Linked DNA regions of Homo sapiens: region 2 is linked to region 1. A link is an interaction called in ENCODE POLR2A ChIA-PET data of the cell type or tissue named here. Cell type or tissue: OCI-LY7. All regions are shown on one strand. Links, peaks and the distances in the headings refer to the core of each region. The heading gives the core; the rest is flanking DNA. Region 1 overlaps METTL16 (methyltransferase 16, RNA N6-adenosine). Region 2 has its middle 32 kb from the start of METTL16.

What was found. ChIA-PET counts read pairs that join two places held together with the same protein. Peaks named below come from ENCODE experiments on the same cell type or tissue, not always from the same donor. Only the 100,000 strongest peaks of a DNase experiment are listed, where the experiment ranks them.
Region 2: POLR2A ChIA-PET joins it to region 1 with 5 read pairs; 5 of 35 experiments call an interaction of 5 or more read pairs at or near these places.

What each region holds. Positions count from the first base shown.
Region 1 is chr17:2,487,902-2,496,235 of GRCh38, reverse strand. All of the region lies in intron 2 of METTL16 (methyltransferase 16, RNA N6-adenosine), which reads left to right. Among named protein-coding and RNA genes, the nearest start is that of METTL16, 20 kb to the left of the region's middle. RefSeq lists enhancers at 312-812, 5,070-5,139 and a silencer at 6,799-6,898. In OCI-LY7, for the core only: no CTCF peak of the experiment used is centred there; DNase peaks (open chromatin) are centred at 5,015 and 6,715; H3K4me3 peaks cover 2,701 bases; H3K27ac peaks cover 3,690 bases.
Region 2 is chr17:2,540,095-2,548,428 of GRCh38, reverse strand. No RefSeq gene overlaps it. Among named protein-coding and RNA genes, the nearest start is that of METTL16, 32 kb to the right of the region's middle. In OCI-LY7, for the core only: CTCF peaks have their summits at 4,606 and 4,806; DNase peaks (open chromatin) are centred at 4,308, 4,822 and 5,778; H3K4me3 peaks cover 1,383 bases; H3K27ac peaks cover 1,791 bases.

The sequences.
Region 1 (8,334 bases), core at 186-8,185:
AACTTAGGGACTTTGAGAGGATCCATGAATGCCTTGAACACAATTAGATAAAAATACTATTTGTGTAGGATGTTTTTTCTTTTTTTTTGTTTTGTTTTGTGTGTGTGTGTGTGCATGTGTGTTTTGAGACAGAGTCGCTCTGTCACCCTGGCTGCTGGAGTGCAGTGGTGTGGTCTCAGGTCACTGCAACCTCCAGCTCCCAGGTACAAGCAATTCTCCTGCCTCAGCCTCCTGAGTAGCTGGGATTACAGGTGTGCACTGCCACGCCCAAATAATTTTTGTATTTTTTAGTAGAGACAAGGTTTTGCCATGTTGGCCAGGCTGATCTCAAACTGCTGACCTCAAGTGACCCGCCTGCCTCGGCCTCCCAAAGTGCTGGGATTACAGGCGTGAGCCACCGCGCCCGGCCGGTCTTCACTTTTAATTCTAGTTCTCTTGCTATTTTCAGCACATCTGCAGTTACTTCCCATGCTGAAGTCTTGAGCCCGTCAGACTCACCTATGAGGGTTGAAATAATCTTTTTCTTTTTTTTTTTTTTTTTGAGACAGAGTCTTTCTCTGTCACCCAGGCTGGGGTGCAGTGGCCGGATCTCAGCTCACTGCAGCCTCCACCTCCTGGGTTCAAGGGATTCTTCTGCCTCAGCCTCCTGGCTAGCTGGGATTACAGGTGCGCACAACCACACCTGGCTAATTTTTGTATTTTTAGTAGAGACAGTGTTTCACCATGTTAGCCAGGCTGGTCTCGAACTCCTGACCTCGTGATCCGCCCACCTTGGCCTCTCAAAGTGCTGGGATTACAGGCGTGAGCCACCGCACCCAGCCGAAATCATCTTTTTCATATTCGATTAATGTTGATAATGACCTCCTCTCATCAATCCCAAATGTTCTTTTATTTTTTGTGTTTTTGAGACAGGGTCTCACTCTGTTGCCCAGGCTAGAGTGCAGTGGTATAATTGTGGCTCACAGTAGCCTCAACCTCCCCGGGCTCAGGTGATCCTCTTACCTCAGCCTCCCAAGTAGCTGGGACTGGGTGTGTGCTGCCACACCCAGCTAATTTTTTGTCGTTGTTGTTTCACCCCATCTGGTCTTGAACTCCTGGGCTCAAGTGATTTGCCTCTCTCGACCTCTGAAAGTATTGGGATTACAGGCATGAGCCACCATGCCTGGCCAATCCTGAATGTTTTTAATGGCATCTAGAATGCTGAATCTTTTCCAGAAGGTTTTCAATTTACTTTGCCTAGATCTGTCTGAGGAATCACTATCTATGGCCTTAAAATGTTTCTTAAATAATAAGATGTGCAACCTCCGGCTCCCGGGTTCAAACGATTCCTCTGCCTCAGCCTCTCGAGTATCTGGGACTACAGGTGCACGCCACCATGCCTGGCTGTTTTTTTGTATTTTAGTAGAGATGGGGTTTCACCATGTTGGCCAGGATGGTCTCGATCTCCTGACCTCATGATTCGCCTGCCTCAGCCTCCCAAAGTGCTAGGATTACAGGCGTGAGCAACCACGCCCGGCCTTGTTTTTCTTTTTTAGAGAGAGGGTTCCTGTTGCCCAGGCTGGAGTGCAGTGGTAGGATTATAGCTCATTGTAGCCTCAAATTCCTGGGCTCAAGCAATCCTCCTACCTCAGTCTCCTGAGTCACTAAAACAAAAACAAACATACACACACAAAAAAACAAAAAACAAAGACCACTGATCATAAATCACCACAACAAAGTTTGAAATATTGTGAGAGTTACTGACATGTGGCATAGAGACATAAAGTGGGCACGTGCTATTAGAAAAATGGCACCAATACACTTGCTAGATGTAAGATTGCCACAAACATTTGATTTGCTAAAAATACAATGTATATCCCATATACCCCCTAAATATATATACCTACCATGTACCCACAAAAATTAGTAAATCTTGACTGGGCACAGTGGCTCACGCCTGTAATCCCAGCACTTTGGGAGGCCAAGGTGGGTGGATCACTTGAGGCCAGGAGTTTGAGACCAGCCTGGCCAACATGGAGAAACCCCATCTCTACTAAAAATACAAAAATTAACCTCCCAGCGACTCGGGAGGCTGAGGCATGAGGATCACTTGAACCCAGGAGATAGAGGTTACGGTGAGCCAAGATTGCACCACTGCACTCCAGCCAGGGCAACAGAGCGAGACTCTGTCAAAAACAAAAAGAAAAGAAATTAAAAGTAATCTTTAAAAAGTTTTTTAAAAAGACTTGTTACAGGGAAGAAGAAATGTGTCTGTGAGGCGATGGGAAGAGGATACGGCAGTCTTGAGGAGAACTTCCTTGTTTTTCTTTTAGAGATGAGAGCAATGTGAGCCTATTTATAGTTGCAACCTCGCATGGTTCGCAGGAACCTGTGGTAGACATAGGAGAGTCTACCTTGGTGTAAATGACCTGGCAGCTCCCAGAAATCTTCCCCCTTCCTGCTTAGGTAGGAGTTGTTGATGATTGTCTGCACTGGTAGAATGTTCTTCATTTTTACAATGGTTTTTTTTTTTTTTTTGAGACAGAGTCTCACAGCGTCACCCAGACTGGAGTGCAGTGGCCCAATCTCGGCTCACTGCAACCTCCACCACCTGAGCTCAAGCAATTCATGTGCCTCAGTCTCCTGAGTAGCTGGAATTATAGGCATGTGCCACTACAGCTGGCTAATTTTTGTATTTTTAGTAGAGATGGGGTTTTACCATGTTGGTTAGGCTGGTCTCGAACTCCTGACGTCAAGTGATCCGCCCGCTTTGGCCTCCCAAAGTGCTGGGATTACAGGTGTGAGCCACAGCGCCCAGCCTACAATGGCTTTGTATTTAATTCTGTCAGTTGTATTAAAGAAGAATTACTGGGCTGGGTGTGGTGGCTGCCTGTAATTCCAGCACTTTGGGAGGCCAAGGCGGGCGGATCATGAGGTCAGGAGATCAAGACTATCCTGGCTAACACAGTGAAACCCCATCTCTACTAAAAATACAAAAAAATTAGCCGGGCGTGGTGGCACGCACCTCTAATCCCAGCTACTCAGGAGGCTGAGGCAGGAGAATGGCATGAACCCGGGAGGCGGAGCTTGCAGTGAGCTGAAATTGTCTCAAAAAAAAAAAAAAAAAGAAGAATCACCAAAATATAAACTCAACTAATGATGGAAAAGAAATGTCACACAAAACATTAGACCTTCAGTGGGTCAGAGTGTCACTTATTTGCTTAACTCCTAAGTGGTCTCTTAAGGGAATCAGGGGTGTTTTGGAAAGGGGACATTTCTAAGTTAGTCTTGTTAAGTATCAGTCTTGAGGGTGCCAGTTCCAGCTGTGTTTTTTTTGTTGTTTTTTTTTTTTTTTTTTTGAGACGGAGTCTTGCTCTGTTGCCCAGGCTGGAGTGCAGTGGCGTGTTCTTGGCTCACTGCAACCTCTGCCTCCTGGGGTTCAAGCAATTCTCCTGCCTCAGCGTCCTGAGTTGCTGGGATTATAGGTGCCAACCACCACACCTGGCTAATTTTTTTATTTTTTATTTTTAGTAGAGACGGGGTTTCACCATGTTGGCCAGGCTGGTCTCAAACTCCTGACCTCTTGATCCACCTGCCTCAGCCTCCCAAAGTGCTGGGATTACAGGTGTGAGCCACTGTGGCCGGCCTTAGCTGTGAGATTTTATGTAATTTTCTTAGCTTTACTGAGACTGAATCTTCTCACCTGAAAAGGAGGGATGAGAGGACATCCTCATGAAGGTTAGCAGTTGTGTAGAATGACTAGCATTCTATGGACACTGAGTTCATGGTAGGTGCTCATATTGTTGTTAAGCCTGGTATAAGTAAGGTGGCAAGGATTGCTACTCTGATATCTTATTTTTCTCCCCTGCATGTCACTGCTTTGTTATAATCATATCTGACCATTGCAATTAGATTTTAGTTTGTGTTTTTTCACAATAATCAGTTCCATAGGGACAGCCTACAATTTAGTTCAGCACTGTCAGTTCAGCTTGAATAGAATGTGACACTTAACCGATTTGTTTTTATTTATTTATTTGTTTATTTTTGAGACGGAGTCTTGCTCTGTCGCCCAGGCTGGAGTGCAGTGGCGCAATCTCGGCTCACTGCAAGCTCCGCCTCCCAGGTTCACGCCATTCTCCTACCTCAGCCTCCCGAGTAGCTGGGACTACAGGCACCCGCCACCACGCCCGGCTAATTTTTTGTATTTTTAGTAGAGACAGGGTTTCACCGTGTTAGCCAGGATGGTCTCGATCTCCTGACCTCGTGATCCGTCAGCCTTGGCCTCCTAAAGTGCTGGGGTTACAGGCGTGAGCCACCGCGCCCAGCCCTATTTGTTTTTATTTTTATTTATTTTAACTGATTTTTTTTTTTTTTTTTTTTGTGAGACGGTGTCTCGCTCTGTCGCCCAGGCTGGAGTGCAGTGGCGCGATCTCGGCTCACTGCAAGCTCTGCCTCCCAGGTTCATGCCATTCTCCTGCCTCAGCCTCCGGAGTAGCTGGAACTACAGGCTCCCACCACCACGCCTGGCTAATTTTTTGTATTTTTAATAGAGACGGGGTTTCACCGTGTTAGCCAGGATGGTCTCCATCTCCTGACCTCGTGATTCACCCGCCTTGGCCTCCCAACGTGCTGACATTACAGGTGTGAGCCACCGTGCCCGGCCAACTGATTTGTTTTTAAACCAAAGACCTAGCATGGAAGGGCTTTATCATGCTGGGTAGACTGTACCATTTTTAGCACCTCAGTGACCATCTAAAGACTAGAAACCAACCTTGGAGTAACACTGGGAGGCTTTTGGCTTTTGTTTTTGTTGCATCAGGTTCAGCTTCTACAGGATTAGAATGATTGTTATTTTAACAATGGATTACAGAAATGTGTCTGTTCAAAATCCATCTGTAATGGTAATACTGTATTCATCAGTGGTAGAGCAGGAGTCATTCTGGGGAAATCGGCCATGAGCCTGTTGACAATAGGCTATTTTGGGAAGCTGAATGTGTTAAACAAACAACAAAGACTGAAAATGAATAAACTGCTGATTTTCACGTGAGAGCTAATTTTAGTTCCTGGGCCTCCCTGTGATCTCTGAAATGAGAATGAGAAAAGATCTTGCCTGTCTGTGTTCAGGTTTTTTGAATGTCCCAGAGTGCTAACGTGACCTAGATTCTTAACTAGTGAAGTCGAGTGACTTGACTTTGCCCAACAAAAGTATTTTTGACACTCAGACTAGTGTCTGGATCTTTTCAGAAAAGAAAATAAACAACAAAGTCTAACAATCAGCTCTTCATTGGTGTTCACTTTATTTCCTTCCATGAAACTAGCCTCAGCTTAATGTCTTGTACTTTTTTAGGATATAGTTCCTTGTGAATAAATTGTGTGCTCTAGTTCATCATTTTGTAAGTTGAATATATATATATATTTGAATAACAAGAATTGTTTATGTAAGCAACAACTTTCTTTGAAGGCCCTTGGAAAACATTAATTACATTGTTCTCTTGCCCAAAATGTCTCTTGAAGCTTTATGATGAGCCCTACAGCTGCAGCACTATCTTTTGGTGATTGCTGTCACTGTGTTACAGAGAGCAGATATTCTAGAACCAAGGACCTGTTTTCTGGTTTTCAAAAAAGGAATTATTTTTTACTATACAGACATTATAGACCCCTTAATGGGAAAATTAGAGAAATATATTTTTCCTAACTACATTTATAATGGTAATGTCACATACATACAAAAAGTCAGTTCTTTCACCCTAAAAGATGAAATTAGTCCGTAATCTCATCTTTCTAAGCCCTTGTCTTTATTCATACGTAGGAATTTTTGTGGTTGTAGTTGTAGTTACATACAATCATTCGTCGTCTTCTCCCCCATTTGACATTATACTGTAAGCATTTTGCATAAAGTTACAAAAGCTGTAATACATCCCCCCAAGCGAGTACAGTGCAGTCATTAAAAAGAATAAGACTGGGCTGATCCACATACACTTGTATGAAGAGAGTTTACATATTTAGTTAAAAAAAAAGTGGAATTATGTAATTAAATGTGTTTAGATAATACAGAAATGTGAGGTGAAGGAAGTCTCCACCCGACGCATCTACCCACCTGCGTGCATATCGAGTCCCTACTTACCTTCCAGACTTTTCCTCTGCATCTGTTTATACAGGGTCTTTTTGTTTTGTTTTTACAAGAATGCAATCAGAATGTACATATATACTTCTACTCAACTTCTTTTTCAAACGTAATATATTGAGGAACGCTCTTCATACAAGTATATGTAGATCAGCCTAATCTTATTCTTTGTAATAACTGTATAGGATTTTCTTGCATGGTTATATTATAGCTTATTTAGCCAATTCCATACTGATTACTTTTAGGTTGTTCCTAAATTTTCTGTAGTACAAAACTTAAATTTAACAGTTCCTCTTTTATCACTGGACTTATTTTTCTTTCTTTTTAAGCTTCACTGAATTTAGGGTAAGTCACTGGGCATTGCTAGGAAATCGCAGTATTCGTTTTTTTTTTTTTTTTTGAGTCTCGCTCTGTCATCCAGGCTGGAGTGCAGTGGCGTGATCTTGGCTCACTGCAACCTCCACCTCTCAGGTTCAAGCGATTCTCCTGCCTCAGCCTCCTTAGTAGCTGGGGTTACAGGCACGTGCCACCACGCCCAGCTAATTTTTTTTGCATTTTTAGTAGAGACGGGATTTCACCGTCTCTATTAAATGGCGATTACAGTTGCCTGCCACCACGCTCGGCTAATTTTTGTACTTTTAGTGGAGACGGGGTTTCACCGTGTTGGCCAGGCTGCTCTCAAACTCCTGACGTCAGGTGACCTGCCTGCCTCGGCCTACCAAAGTGCTGGGATTACAGATGTGAGCCACTGCGCCCGGCCGAAATCACAGTATTCTTAACTATGCCTGGAAAGGGCAAAGAGGTGTTTGGATGACTAGATTTTTCTTTTCTGTTAGTTGCTCTTTAGTTAGCATAGGAATGGCATTTAAAAGATCAGCCTGAAGGCCTGGCTTCAAGCTGCTTTATGCTTGTAATCACAACATTTTGGGAAGCTATTGCTTGAGGCCAGGAGTTCAAGATCAGCCTGGTCAATATAGTGAGACCCCTTCTCTACAAAAAATAAAAAAAAATAAAAAAAAAAGAATGAAAAGTTTAGCTTGATTGATCGAGGTACAATTTTTTATTTTGCCAGTAGGATTTTGGATTCTTTGGTTAACTTAGGGTTATCAGTAATGGTTGTTTCCATTGTTTCAGGATCTGTGTTTTTGTATATTACTATCTAATTGCTTATTTGACCCATGAGAGTGTTTAAAAAGTGGACATTTTCTTCAATAAGTCTTCTGTATCAGAGAGTTGAAAAGTGGGAAGGATGTCAGTACAGTACGCGAATAATAATTTAAGGCCACTTAATTTTTTTTATTGTTGTGAGAAACGCAACGTAGAATGTCCCATCTTAATCCAGTTTAAGTGTACAGTGTGTTAACCCTGTGCTTGTTGTTGTGCAGATTTCTAGAACCTTTTCATGAGTTAGACTACTTTAGATACCTTTACCTTAAAGTAGAATCATGCAGTATTTGTTGTTTTTGACTCGCTTATTTCACTTAGCTTGATATCCTCAAAGACTTATCCATGTTCTAGCACGTGACAGGATTTCCTTTTTTTTGTTTTTTTTAATTTGTTTTTTTGGTGGGTGGGGAACGGAGTCTTGCTCTGTTGCCCAGGCTGGAGTGCAGTGGCACTATCTCTGCTCACTGCAACCTATCCGCCTCCCGGGTTGAAGCGATTCTCCTGCCTCAGCCTCCCGAGTAGCTGGGATCATAAGCGCCCACCACCAAGCCTGGCTAATTTTTGTATTTCTAGTAGAGATGGGGTTTCACCATATTGGCCAGGCTGGTCTCAAACTCCTGACCTCAGGTGATCTGCCCACCTCAGCCTCCCAAAGTGTTGGGATTACAGGCGTGAGCCACTGCGCCGGGCTGGGATTTCCTTCTTTTTAAAGGCAGAATAGTATTCCATTTTGTGTATATACCACATTTGCTTTATCTGTTAATCTGTCAGTGGACCTTTAGGTTGCTTTCACCTCTTGGCTGTTGGGGTTAATGCTGCAGTAAATATGGGTGTGCAGATATCTTTTTGAGGTCCTGTTTTCAAATCTTTTGAGGTTTTTTTCATTTTTTAGAGTTGAAATTGTCTATATTTAAGGTGTACTGCATGATTTTTATTTTATTTTATTTATTTTATTTTATTTGAGACTGGGTCTTGCTCTGTTGCCTGGGCTGGAATACAGTGATGCGATCACAGCTCACTGTAGCCTTGACCTCCTGTGCTGAGTGATCCTCCTGCCTCAGCCT
Region 2 (8,334 bases), core at 266-8,265, 52 kb before region 1:
ACTCAGGAGGCTGAGGCAGGAGAATCACTTGAACCCAGGAGAAGGAGGTTCCAGGGTGCAGAGATCACACCACTGCACTCCAGCCTGGGCAACAGAGTGAAACTCCGTCTCAAAAAAAAAAAAAAAAAAATTAGCTGGGCGTGGTGGCACATGCCTGTAATCTCAGCTACTCAAGAGGGTGAGACACAAGAATCGCTTGAACCTGGGACGTGGAGGTTGCAGTGAGCTGAGACTGCGCCACTGCACTCCAGCCTGAGCAACGGAGCAAGACTCTGTCTCAAAAATAAATAAATAAACTGTAGCAGGACAAGCTGCAGACAAAACCCCTCAGACACCAAGTTAAAGAAGGAAGGGCTTTATTCGGCCGGGAGCTTCTAAAGACTCACGTCTCTGGTTCACTTGTTTATCTGCTGACCGTCCCTCCACTATTGTCCTGTGACCCTGCCAAATCCCCTTCTGCGAGAAACACCCAACAATGTTCAATTAAAAAAAAAAAAAAAAAAGACTCACGTCTCCAACAACTGAGCTCCCCGAGTGAGCAATTCCTGTCCCTTTTAAGGGCTCAAAACTCTAAGGGGGTCTGCGTGAGACGGTCGTGATAGATTGAGCAAGCAGGGGGTACGTGACTGGGGTCTGCATGCACCGGTAATCAGAACGGAACAGAACAGGACAGGGATTTTCACGGTGCTTTTCTATATAACGCCTGTAATCTATAGATAACATAACCGATTAGGTCAGGGGTCGCTTTTCAACCAGGCCCAGGGTGTGGCGCCGGGCTGTCTGCCTGTGGATTTCATTTCTGCCTTTTAGTTTTTACTTTTTCTTTCTTTGGAGGCAGAAATTGGGCATAAGACAATATGAGGGGTGGTCTCCTCCCTTAAAACTAGTATACGCCATCTCCTATTCTCGCTTGGTGTGTAATTCCTCAAAGAATATGTGAAGGGACATGATAGCATATCCCTGGAGACAGCCAAGAAGGGCAGGGATAGCCGTTTATCTCGGACTGCTGGGATATTTACCAACCTAGAAGCCAGGGGCAGAATACTATGATTCACTGTCATTTTCTGCTCTAAGATTTGGCAATTGTCCAGTCTCAGTAATCCAGATGAGCCAATTATTCAACAGCTATCTTTCAGAATTTCTTTTTTTTTTGAGACGGAGTTTCACTCTTATTGCCCAAGCTGGAGTGCAGTGGTGCAATCTCGGCTCTCTGCAACCTCCGCCTCCCGGGTTCAAGCGATTCTCCTGCCTCAGCCTCTCCAGTAGCTGGGATTATAGGTGTGCGCCACCATGCCTGGCTAATTTTTTGTATTTTTAGTAGAAACGGGGTTTCACCATGTTAGCCAGGCTGTCTTGAACTCCAGACCTCAGGTGATCCGCCCGCCTTGGCCTTCGAAAGTGCTGGGATTACAGGCGTGAGCTACTGCGCCCGGTCTCTTTCAGAATTTCAAACTGTCTACAAAGAAGACAGTCCTGATTTTATTTTTATTTTTTGGAGACAGTGTCTCATTCTGTCACCCAGGGTGGAGTGCAGTGGTGTGACCATAGCTCACCGTACCCTTGAACTCCTGGGCTCAAGTCATCCTCCTGCCTCAGCCTCCTGAATACCTGCGACCACACGTGTACACCGCTGCATGTGGCTAATTTTTTTTTTTTTTTTTTTTTCTGAGACGGAGTCTCGCTCTGTCGCCCAGGCTGGAGTGCAGTGGCGCTATCTCGGCTCATTGCAAGCTCCACCTCCCGGGTTCATGCCCTTCTCCCGCCTCAGCCTCCCGAGTAGCTGGGACTACAGGCGCCCGCCACCACGCCCAGCTAATTTTGTTTTTGTATTTTTAGTAGAGACAGGTTTCACCGTGTTAGCCAGGATGGTCTTGATCTCCTGATCTCGTGATCCGCCTGCCTCAGCCTCCCAAAGTGCTGGGATTACAGAAGTGAGCCACCATGCCCAGCCTATTTTATTTTATTTTTGAGACGGAGTCTCGCCCTGTTGCCCAGGCTGGAGTGCAATGGCATGATTTCGGCTAAGTGCAACCTACACCTCCAGGTTCAAATGATTCTCCTGCCTCAGCCTCCCAAGTAGCTGGGATTACAGGCGCCCACGACCACGCCCAGTTAATTTTTGTATTTTTAGTAGAGACGAGGTTTCACCGTGTTGGCCAGGCTGGTCTCAAACTCCTGACCTTGTGATCTGCCTGCCTCAGACTCCCAAAGTGCTGGGATTACAGATGTGAGCCACTGCGCCCGGCCTAATTTTTGTATTTTTAGTTCGAGATGGGGTTTCACCAAGTTGGCCAGGCTGGTCTCAAACTCCTCGCCTCAAGTAATCCACCCGCCTTGGCCTCTCAAAGTCCTGGGATTATAGGCGTAAGCCACCGCGCCGGCCAGGACAGATGATCTCTAATGGCAAAGCTCTGAGATCGTGTTTGAGCTCATGATCCAAAGTCACCAAGAAGGTGTCAGCTCTAATGTTTTTCTGGGGGAGTAAATCAGAAGGGAAAGTGAATGCTCTCAGTTAAAGAAGGGGCTTGCTCCTGAGATCTTTGGGCGCTTCCTGTATTCATGGGAGTCTTCCTGTCCATTTGTTTCCTTCTTGCTCTCAAACTTAAGGCTTCAGGGCAGGAACTGGCACATGTGAGACCCAAAGCCATTCTCATGATCAGGACCTTGAATTCTGCTGAGTCCTGCCGCGGTTAGAGTCCAAGGGTTGAAGACCAGCCTTTCCCAGCGGCTGATCAGGGCCTTTTACCGGCCCAGCCCAAGCGACTACTTGGCAGTGGACTTTGTGTAATCTATTGTTAGTTGCCCCAGAAGTGCCACTTTGGCTGACACCCTCATCCACACCAGGCCCCACAGCCCACAGGGCCTGTGACCTCTGAGTCTGTCTGTCGTCAAGGGCAACTCTCCTAGAGGATTTTCCAGGCTGAGCCACTTAAGAGAGGTGTCACGAGGGCAAGCCTCACTTCTGAAAAGAATGTTGACTAGGGAAGCCTGATGGGAAGAGAAGAGGGGCATGTGGGAAGAAGCAGAGGCAATGAGTGGGGGAGGAGAGTGAGGAATTCTGGAGTTACCCAAAAGGAAGAAAAAGGCTTGAACTTACGAAATGAAACAAAGCATGGCTTCCAAGAAATCTAGTTTGGCCCAGGAAGATCCTTAAGTGAAAAATAGATTAAAATGTGGTTGGGCGCGGTGGCTCACGCCTGTCATCCCAGCACTTTGGGAGGCCGAGGTGGGCGGATCACCTGAGGTGGAGAATTCAAGACCAGCCTGGCCAACATGATGAAACCCCCATCTCTTCTAAAAATACAAAAAAATTAGCCAGACACGGTGACATGCACCTGTAATCCCAGCTACTCTGGAGGCTGAGGCAGGAGAATCTCTTGAACCCAGAAGGTGGAGGTTGCAGTGAGATGAGATCGTGCCACTGCACTCAGTCTGGGCGATAGAGCTTCGTCTCAAAATAAATAAATAAACAAAAAAAGATTAAAATGTACAGAATGTCACATCATGTTGTACACAATAAGTACATACAATTTGTTATTTGTTTTGCTTTTTATCTTTTTATTTCTTCAAAGTGGTTTTTTGTTTTGTTTTGTTTTGTTTTGTTTTTAGACAGAGTCTTGCTCTGTCGCCCAGACTGGAGTGCAGTGGCAAGATCTCAGCTCACCGCAACCTCCGTCTGCTGGGTTCAAGTGATTTTCCTGCCTCAGCCTCCTGAGTAGCTAGGACAACAGGCACATACCACCACTCCCAGCTAATTTTTGTATTTTTAGTAGAGACGGGGTTTCACCATATTGGCCAGGCTGGTCTCGAACTCCTGACCTCATGATCTGCCCGCCTCAGCCTCCCAAAGTGCTGGGATTACAGCTGTGAGCCACCACGCCCGGCCTTGTCATAATTTTTAATGACTGTAAGATATTTGATTATGTGAATGTACTATACATATATATGTATATGTGTGTGTGTGTGTATACACATATATGTATATATAGTAGGAGTTTTGCTCTTATTGCCCGGGCTGGAGTGCAATGGCACGATCTCGGCTCACAGCAACCTCTGCCTCCCGGGTTCAAGCGAATCTCTTTCTTCAGCCTCCTGAGTAGCTGGGATTACAGGTATGCACCACCATGCCTGGCTTATTTTGTAATTTTAGTAGACACGAGGTTTCTCCATGTTGGTCAGGCTGGTCTCAAACTCTCAACCTCAGGTGATCTGCCTGCCTTGGCCTCCCAAAGTGCTGGGATTACAGGTGTGAGCCACTGTGCCTGGCCGGAAGTACTATTTTTAACAATCTTCTGTTGCTAGATATTTAAATCATGTCTATTTTCAACTATTATAAACATGCTTCTTTAAACTTCCTGGCATATATATATATCTTTGCACATCTGTCCAATTATTGCCTTCAGATGAATTCCTAAAAGTAGAGGTGCTAGGTTAAATTTTTTTTATGCATATTGACATACTGACCACTTTTCCTACAGAAAGATTGTACCAATTTATTTTCCACCACCATGACTCATGCCTCATCCCCCTTTAAGTTAACAGCTTTGGTACTTTTTGTATTAAGACCATGGCTGGCTGGGCGCTGTGGCTCCTGCCTGTAATCCCAGCATTTTGGGAGGCTGAAGTGGGAGAATCACTTGAGGTCAGCAGTTTGAGACAAGCCTGGCCCACATCTTGAGATCCTGTATTTACAAAAAGTTTAAAAATTAGCTCAGCTTGGCGGCCTCTGCCTATAGCCCCAGTTACTCAGGAGGCTCAGGTGGGAGGATCACCTGTGCTCAGGAGTTCCAGGTTGCAGTAAGCTATGATGGCACCACTGCACTTCAGCCCCTAGGGGACAGAGCTCCTCCTCAGCCTCCGGAAGAGCTGGGACTACAGGCGCCCGCCACCACGCCCGGCTAATTTTTTTTTTTTTTTGTATTTTTAGTAGAGACGGGGTTTCACCATGTTAGCCAGGATGGTCTCTATCTCCTGACCTCGTGATCCGCCTGCCTCAGCCTCCCAAAGTGCTGGGATTATAGGCGTGAACCACCGACCTTTCTTTTTTAACATCATAATTGCATAAGTTTTATCCTTTGGCTCAGCAATTCTACTCATGGGAAAAATTTTAAAGAAAATATCCGGATTACATGCACAAAAAGAGTTTATGCTGAGGCTCACTGCAAATTGTAATCACTTTGTATATGATTATATACACATAAAGAGTTCATACAGGCGTGGTGGCTCAAACCTGTAATCCCAGCACTTTGGGAGGCTAAGGCAGGTGGATTGCTTGAGGTCAGTAGTTCGAGACCAGCCTGACCAACATGGTGAGACCCCGTCTCTACTAAAAAAAAGTACAAAATTAGCCGGGCGTGGTGGCTCACGACTGTAATCCCACCTACTTGGGGAGGCTGAGGCAGGAGAATCACTTGAACCCAGGAGGCAGAGGTTGTAGTGAGCCAAGATGGCGCCACTGCACTCCAGCCTGGGCAACAAGGGTGAAACTCCATCTCAAAAAACAAAACAAAACAAAAAAAACAAACAGTTTATGCCGATAGACTAGATTTTTTTCTGGCTGTCTGAGCAAGCCAATTGCTTTGGACAATCATCACTGTGTCCGGGTGGATTGGAAAGGGCGCCCTTAATTGTCTGAGTCTGTGCTCCAACTTTCTTACTGAGGGAGGAGGGGCGGGTGATGACTTGCAGCTCTGCGGACGGCACAAACCACCGTTGTTCAGACACCCACAGTCTGCACCCTTCTCCTTTTTCACAGGGGGAACCACCTGCCTATGCTGCTGTCTTTACCATCAGCCTCCCCAGCCTCACTTTACCTTCCTCAATGACATCAGGTCTTGGCTCATACACAGCTCTCTGCTCCACCCTGTCTGCCAAAGGTCACTGGTGACATGTGCCCAGATAATTTTGCTGCATTATTTATGAGGCAGGATAATAATTTAAGATGATAACGAGTTTCTTCTTTCCCTTTCTCAAAATCCCTTTTAATCCAAGGCCACCATCCCTCCTAGGATAGAACCAGATAAAAAAAGTCAACAACATCTTGGTTTTTAAACTCACAAGCTGTGCATTCAAGAGTGAGACCAAAAGACTCAGGAAGAGGAGAAACAATTCTCCGCACCTCCGCTCCAGATAAGGTTTCATTAGAGAGGGAAGACAGGTGGGGCATTGGAAGAGGAAGCGAAAGAACAGGAACTGCGCACCCAGCCCCATCTGAAGTTCAATAAACCTCTTTTAAGTGGATTGAAAAGATCTTGATTCCTGGGGAAGCCCCAGGAGGGCAGTAAGCCCCAGAGGCAGATCTCCTACCATGATGGCATGGACACTGTGGAATAGAAATGGTAGCTTGGCATGTCTAGGCTTGAGATTAGAAACAGATTCTTGGCCGGGCACAGTGGCTCACGCCTGTAATTCCAGCACTTTGGGAGACCGAGGCAGGTGGATCACGAGATCAGGAGTTCGAGACCAGCCTGGCCAACATGGTGAAACCCCGTCTCTACTAAAAAATACAAAAATTAGTTGGGCATGGTGGCAGGTGCCTGTAATCCCAGCTACTGGGGAGGCTGAGGCAGGAGGATCACTTGAACCCAGGAGGCAGAGGTTGCAGTGAGCCAAGATCATGTCATGGCACTCCAGCCTGGGCGACAGAGCAAGACTCTGTCTCAAAACAAAAACAAAAAGAAACAGGTTCTTCCAGCTTCTACATTCTACTTCTTTAGAGAGGGGCGATCTCATGGCTGTGATAAGAGAATGCCACATGGATGGATGAGGATGTGGCTACACAGCAGGTTATCCACACTCAAGGCAGATCCTTCCTGCCTCCCACTCACACATTCCCTCAATGCTGCCTTCCTACCTTCTTCTACCCCAGCCTGAGACAGACAGGGATGGCTCACCTGGTATACCTGGAACAGGAGACCACCATGGAACGAGGCTGACAAAGATCAAGAAGCCTCCCCATTGGCTCTTTGGTGACATTTACATAACTCCCTCAGCAACAGAGTGGTGAGGACTTGAGAACAGCAGAATCTGATTAAGACAGTTTACCTGGGCCGAGCACGGTGGCTCACACCTGTAATCCCAGCACTTTGGGAGGCTGAGGTGCCTGTAGTCCCAGCTACTCGGGAGGCTGAGGCACGAGAATGGCATGAACCCAGGAGGCGGAGCTTGCAGTGAGCCGACATCGCACCACTGCACTCCAGCCTGGGTGACAGAGCGAGACTCCATCTCAAAAAAAAAAAAAAAAAAAAAAATATATATATATACACACACACACACACACACACACACACACACACACACAAACACTGAGTTTACTTGGAAGTGACTTGATTATGTTCTTTGCTTCCAGAGACCTGGGGCTTAAGAAAGACATTTAGTTCAGTTATAGAAAAATAAAGTCCATGCAACTGTGAAATTTGAGTCTCCTTTGATGACAGTGAACAAATGGAAAAGCGGGGATCCAACAATAACCCTGCAGTATTAAGCAAGGTTTTTTGTTGTTGTTGTTTTCTTTGAGACGAGGTCTCACTCTGTCGCTCAGGCTGGACTGCAGCGGCACCATCTCAGATGACTGCAGCCCTGAGGCTTCCCAGGCTGAAGCGATTCTCCTGCCTCAGCCTCCTGAGTAGCTGGGACTACAGGCATGTGCCACCACGCCTAGCTAATTTTTGTATGTTTTGTAGAGACAGGGTTTTGCTATGCTGCCCAGGTTGGTCTCAACCTCCTGGGCTCAAGTGATCTGCCTGTCTCAACCTCCCAAAGTGCTGGGATTACAGGCATGAGCCATTGTGCCCGGCCTATGCAAGTATTTAATATTTACAAATACTACACACTAACATAGAAATCTTTATGATACAGTGTTATGTGAAAAAGCAGGACGTGTGTGCCCTTATAAATTACAACAATGTTTGTCTTTTTTTTTTTGAGATGGAGTCTTTCTCTGTCTTCCAGACTAGAGTGCAGTGGCACGATCTCGGCTCACTGTAACCTCTGCCTCCCAGGTTCAAGCGATTCTCCTGCCTCTGCCTCCTGAGTAGCTAGGATTATAGGCGCCCACCACCATGCCCGGCTAATGTTTGTATTTTTAGTAGAGACTGGGTTTCCGCATGTTGGCCAGGCTGTTCTTGAACTCCTGACCTCAAGTGATCTGCCTGCTTGGGCCTCCCAAAGTGCTGGGATTACAGGCATGAGACTGCACACGGCCTAAATTATGACAATGTTTAGAAGAGGCTGGGCATGGTGGCTCGTGCCTGTAATCCCAACACTTTAGGAGACCAAGGTGGGAGGATCACTTGAGCCAAGAAGTTTGAGACCAACCTAGGTAACAGAGCAAGA